Regions from separate parts of the Homo sapiens genome. Here region 2 is linked to region 1. The links are chromatin contacts, found by Hi-C in ENCODE. All regions are on one chromosome and are shown on one strand. The core of a region is the stretch at or near the end of the contact, and the rest is flanking DNA. Distances in the headings are between cores, read along the strand shown. Region 1 holds the start of IDH3G (isocitrate dehydrogenase (NAD(+)) 3 non-catalytic subunit gamma). Region 2 overlaps BCAP31 (B cell receptor associated protein 31).

The links. Hi-C counts contacts between places; a loop is a spot of excess contacts on that map. Pooled maps may share reads with other maps.
Region 2: a loop to region 1 is called in a pooled map, with 2.3 times the contacts of the local background. The contact joins the enhancer-like site here to the promoter of IDH3G in region 1. A Hi-C loop is called at or near these places in 1 of 50 pooled maps.

Annotation. Positions count from the first base shown.
Region 1 is chrX:153,793,001-153,795,700 of GRCh38, forward strand. IDH3G (isocitrate dehydrogenase (NAD(+)) 3 non-catalytic subunit gamma) reads right to left here and starts at 1,375. Exons shown (of 13, transcript NM_004135.4): 1 at 1,246-1,375. The coding sequence starts at 1,326. It overlaps SSR4 (signal sequence receptor subunit 4), which reads left to right and starts at 1,668. Exons shown (of 6, transcript NM_006280.3): 1 at 1,668-1,754. The coding sequence starts at 1,688. RefSeq lists enhancers at 738-1,465, 1,365-1,624 and a silencer at 925-1,074.
Region 2 is chrX:153,707,195-153,709,894 of GRCh38, forward strand. All of the region lies in intron 4 of BCAP31 (B cell receptor associated protein 31), which reads right to left. Among named protein-coding and RNA genes, the nearest start is that of BCAP31, 16 kb to the right of the region's middle. RefSeq lists enhancers at 1-232, 1,220-1,514. Within about 2 kb of position 1,342, at least 3 of the 41 ENCODE cell types and tissues checked have a DNase peak (open chromatin) inside an H3K27ac peak, as active enhancers do.

The sequences.
Region 1 (2,700 bases), core at 125-2,624:
TGGTGGCTGCATGTTTTCCTATGGCGTCCAAATCAGTGGGATTCAAGACCTGGGGTTCCTCTGTAAGGGTTCTCACACCCAGGACGGTCAGTCTCAGGGCAAGGCACTGCCCAGCTACCCACCGTTCACTGTCCCCTACTCCCACCCCAACGCACACACAGGCACACACACAGGGGAGGTCAGGGAGGAGGCACACATGTCTTCACCAAGAGCCTACAGGAGCCCAGTTGCTGGAGCCATCAGAGCCTCTGGAAAGCCACTATATACTGCCGTCCTTTCAGCAGCAAGGTGGGAGAAGTCAGCATCGTCAAGAGAATTTCATTAGGCACAAGCAGTCTCCCCCAGAGGTCAGAAGGAGAAAACATGGCAAGTAGAGATGTCCCTGGGGAGTGGCCGCAAAGTCACGGAGTTCTGGAAGGTCAGAGTTGACAGGATCCTTTGAGAACATGAAGTCTCCTCCCCTCTGGGTTCCAAAGGGGAAACTAGAACCCAGAGAGAGGAGGAAATGGCCTAAGGCCACGCAGTGGCTCAGTGTGGGAGCATGGCCTAGAGGTCAAACCTCTTACCCATCAGGGCCAGGTGCTGGCTGGCAGCTGCTTCAGATGGTTTCCAGCCCACCTAGGACCTAAATTAACCTCTTCTTAAATAAGTGTAAGGAAAGAAGACTCGGACCTGAATACGCAAGACCGCACACGGAGAAGAGCAGAAGCAAAACCCCCGCAGCCTCAGAAACCCTAGCTCCTTCCCATTCCAGGCGCCTCGAGGGGAAGGCATCTGGGGCTCTAAGACTGGGGGACTATGGGGGATGACTGGCAAAGTCCGGTTCTTTGCCACCGGGATAGGTGGCAAAGCGGTCCACGAGAGAGGAAACCGTGGAGAAATTTGAGTCCCGGAACCGGATTCCCGAAGCGGTTTGAGAAAGGCGGGCCGGGATACGTGAGTGACTGCCTCAGAAGGGCTCCTTCAAGGACACTAAGGAGGTGACAGCCGCCGTGGCCCACTCTCCCGGCCCGTCCGGAGGGCCCCCCGCCACCCGATGCAGACCCCCTGGGGGAGCCGGTCCAGGGCCAACTTCGGCCAATCCCCTCAGTGACAGCGGAGGCGGCCAATCAACCCCGGCGCGAAGCCCTTTCCCCGCCCCTGGTGGGGCCCCTAGCCAATCGGACTCCAGACTGCTTCGGGTGCGGCTACCCCACCGCTCCCCTGCGACCGCTGCCGCGGTCCCGTGGCTCTTTCCCTGCTCACCTCCCAGGGACGGCAGAGAAGGGCTGGCCCGAGCACCGCCTTCGCGGCGCTGCCGGCGACGGTCGCTACCTTCAGCGCCATGACGGAAAGTGAGAGCCTCCGCACGTCCCGACACGCAGATACCGCTCTCGCGAGAGTTCGACGGGGTGCGAAGTTTCGGGGACAGGCGCGGACCCGGTACTGCGCACGCGCGCGGTCGCACCGATTCACGCCCCCTTCCGGCGCCTAGAGCACCGCTGCCGCCATGTTGAGGGGGGGACCGCGACCAGCTGGGCCCCTGGCTCAGGGAGGGGCCACGTCAGTGCTGCCAGAGACGTCACAATGCCGGCCCAGCCGTTCGGTGCGCGATTGGCTGCCGCTGCCACTTACGCGTCGCTCTTCCTCGTTTGCCCCTCGTGTTCATGGGAGCTCGTTTTCTTTTCCTCTAGGCAGAGAAGAGGCGATGGCGGCGATGGCATCTCTCGGCGCCCTGGCGCTGCTCCTGCTGTCCAGCCTCTCCCGCTGCTCAGGTAGCGGCCCAGCCGGGGCTTCTTTCTTGCGAGCCTCTGACCCACGGCAGGTGGTGTTGGGGGCAGGAGGGATGCGGGGGTCCGGCCTTTCAGGGTCCGTCGCTGCGGGCCGGGCCTTCCCCCGAGAGGCAGGCGGCCTTGGGACGGGGGGACCAAAGCACCTCGCGCACGTTTACCGGCAGCCAGGCTTTTCCTTGTCTGCCCATACGAAGAGGAGTCCCCGAGCCTCCATGGTGCGCCCGGCCCCCAAGCTGCAGCACGGAACGTGACACATGTCCCGGCTCCCGCTCCCTGCGGGGTCGGACCGGAGCGAAGCTCTGTAGCGCTGAGCGATCGCGGCCAAAAACGGGGCTGGAGGAGCCACATAAGCTAGGAAGGGACCTCAGTGAGGAGAGGGAGCAAGAGCGGGGCGAGTTAGATGGGGAGCCAAAGGTGCGCAGGGCCTTGAGTGCCAGGCCGAAGACTGGCTTTTCCGGAGGGCCCTGCCTTACCCTTACCAGAGTTTTCGGCAGAGCCGACCAGGGGTCCCGTCGATTTGCATTCGTGAGGGGCTGAGGTCTGAACTCCAGAGTGTGTTTAGGAGGTGGCTGCAGCAGCCAGCCCCGGGCCCGGGGGCCAGGACTGGACAGGGGCGGCTTTCTCCACATTCCCTTTTCTGCCGTCCTTCAGGCCAGTAGCCTTGCTGCCTGCAACGTTTTGGCAGCCTAACTGGCCTCCCTTTCCGCACACTCCTCATCTGCCCCTCAGGAATTCCCTGAACTATAGTCAGGGACGTATCCAGAGGACAAGCCTGGCCATAAAACCCTTCGGGGGCTCCCCTGCGCCACAGGAAGCAGGCCCAACTTAGGCAGGACACAGAAGGGCTGGCGGGATCTAGCCCCTGAGAACTGCCTCCACGCTGTTCCTAGGGATCTGCCTCCTGTGGTCCAGACCCAGAGCCTTCTCT
Region 2 (2,700 bases), core at 92-2,591, 86 kb before region 1:
CCCCAGGCACCCGCATGTAACTACCTCATTCTCTGTTCTCTGCGTGGCTGCCATCCGTTTATATGGCTGCCCTACCAGGCTATGAAGGTCTTTAGGCTGGGCACTGTGCCTTCATCTCTGCACTCCCATACCTGGCACACTGAAAAGGGGTCTTCCGCCCACTCCAGCAAGTATAGCTAAAAAAAAAAAGGGGGGGAGGGCGCGGGGCTGGGCTTCCAGATGACTGGATCCCACTCCCAGGAGAGGAAATGCTCCCTGACAGGTGAGGGGACAGATTTGAGGCTGCACGTAAGGCTGGACAGAATCTCCCTGGGCCTAGACTGCACCTGTGTTCACCTGGGAGCCTGGCACCAAGAGGGGCAGAGGCAGACACAGAGCTGCTCAGTCTAGCAACAGAGGAGACAGAAGACAGGAGTGGGAAGGCGCCGTCTCAGACCCGTTCTGATGGGCAAGCCAGGCTCATGGCTGCAGGGGGAAAAAACATTCACTGCCGCGACCTGAAGGCACAACCCAGAGCTCCAGCCTCTGCATCCTCACACCCTCAACCCCCACCCAGGGCCCAAGCAATGCAGACCAGGTCCTCTCTGATCACTGGCATTTTTCAGCCTGGGAGCCAGCCTTCTAGAACATTTTCCCGCTCCCTCACACTGGGTCACTCAGGCACGTTAACGTGCGCTTGTCTGTTCCCTTGTAGCTTCCCAGGCCCCCAGGACAGGGCACGAACATGGCCTTTAGCTTCTGCCTCTGCTGGATCTCCCAAGTAGTCTTACCCGAATCACTGTTCTTAGCTATTCATTTCCAGAAAACAGGAAAGAACCTAAGAGCCAAAGGCAACTCCTACAGATACAGGGTGGTCACCAATAGAATGGCCTGGGGTCCAAAAAAAGGCCAGTGAACGAAACTTAACAGAATCCAGATGTGGCCTTGGAAGACACATGGCAGCCCCAATGCCTCAATCTGACTGGGCTTTCTTGATAGAATGTTGTTGGACACTGAGCAGGGCTATCGTGCTTTTATAAAAGGTTGAGTAAACCAGAGAAGGCAGGAGAAACAGAACCTCTCCACAGACTAGAGAAACAGGGCCAACCATATCAAATGGAGAGAGCCATGGCTCATAAGCACTTTTCAGCAGCCCTGTCTTCCCCCATGAGCAAGGGGAAGAGGACACGGGCTTAATAGGAAATGGAGAAGGAGCAAGTCCCGACCAAAAGATTCCATGCTGTGGCCACCCCCGGCCCGCCCTGCTGACGGGTTTCAGGCGAGTCAAGTCATTCAACCCCCAGCCCCTGCATACACATGGTGTTCACATAAGCTCACTCCTCAGCCCCCAGCCGGCAGAAAGCCGGTGTCCCAGCGCCACCTGCTGACTTTCCAGGCCTACCGCAGGGTGGCCAGTGGACTCTGGGTGAACACGCCCCAGCTGTGGAAGAAAAAAAATGAGGCAGCGCCCAGGCAAGGAAGCAAGTCAGGTGACGCCTCAGGAAGGCTTCAGTGAAGAAGAATGACTAACACCAGGGCTTCCACTGCCCTCAGCGACTCTTACCCACCAGTCTGGAATCAGGAAAACAGGTTACAACTGGGAGAGTCACCTAGAGCAGACCCGAGAAGGCTGCCCCAAAGGGCTGCCCCAAGTCCATTTTGGTACAGCTGCGTGGCCTTCCCTGTAGCCTCCCAGCACACAGACGCTGGAGAAGACGGGAAGAGGAGGGCTAGAGCTGGGGGAAATGGAGGCCGTTTCAAATGAGAACATGACTTGTGGCAGCTCCAGCCCACGACCCAGATGGAGCTCACCCATCCTGAGGACAGTGCACTAAGCGCAGGGCAAAGGGGCAGGTGTGGGTCTGGCCTGTCCTCCCTTCTTCTTGAGAACAAGTGACACAGACCAGCTGGGTTTCTGGGGTTTTGCTGTGTATCTTTTTTAAAACCAGCTATCTGAGGGGTTTGGGGTAAGCTGGAGGGTAGAGAGCAACCGACTGAGGTAAGACAACTTAGGCAAAGGTAGTCTGTGATTAGATGACTCAACCTAAAAAAGAAGAAAAAGCAGCTCAGCAGAGAAGCACGGGCAGCTCCATCTGGGCTAATGGCAGCGATGGGATTCTACCCTGGAGGGGTAAAGAGGAAACAAAAGATGCCTGTGGATCAAGTTCAGGTCAGCAAAAATTCAGGGGGCTTCCACACAAACAGGGGCCTTCCTGCGACTGGCTGCTAACCAGCACTTTGGGCCTAACCTTGACCGTCATTTAAGCTGAGTAAGGCAGAGAAGGCAGTGCAGGTCCTCTGAACACACAAACCCCAGCCCAGAGGGAGCTGCCGTCCCCAACACACTCCAAGACTCAAGAGGGCCTCTCGCTAGCTGTGCCCCCGAAGTGCAAGGTTGGCAGGAAGGGAACAGGAGCGACTGCCGGAGTCTTCCACAAGTGGAAACCAGTGGCTCATCCAGTGTGGTCCCCTGGAGGTGGCCCCGATGGACCCGCCTTCACAAACTGTCATAGCTCCTAAGACCTGAAAAGCTGGGCTTCTTGGCTAAAAAGCCCAACAAGTTCAACCCAGGCACGCACCTAAAGCTGTCGCCGTCAGCCCGGGACAGCCCATTCAGTCACCAAATGTTTCAGCGCCCTTCATATGTGCCAGGCCCTTGGCACTGAGCTGAACAGTCTGAAGGGGAAGAGCCCAGGTTTTCCACGATGGGCAACCCTGCCA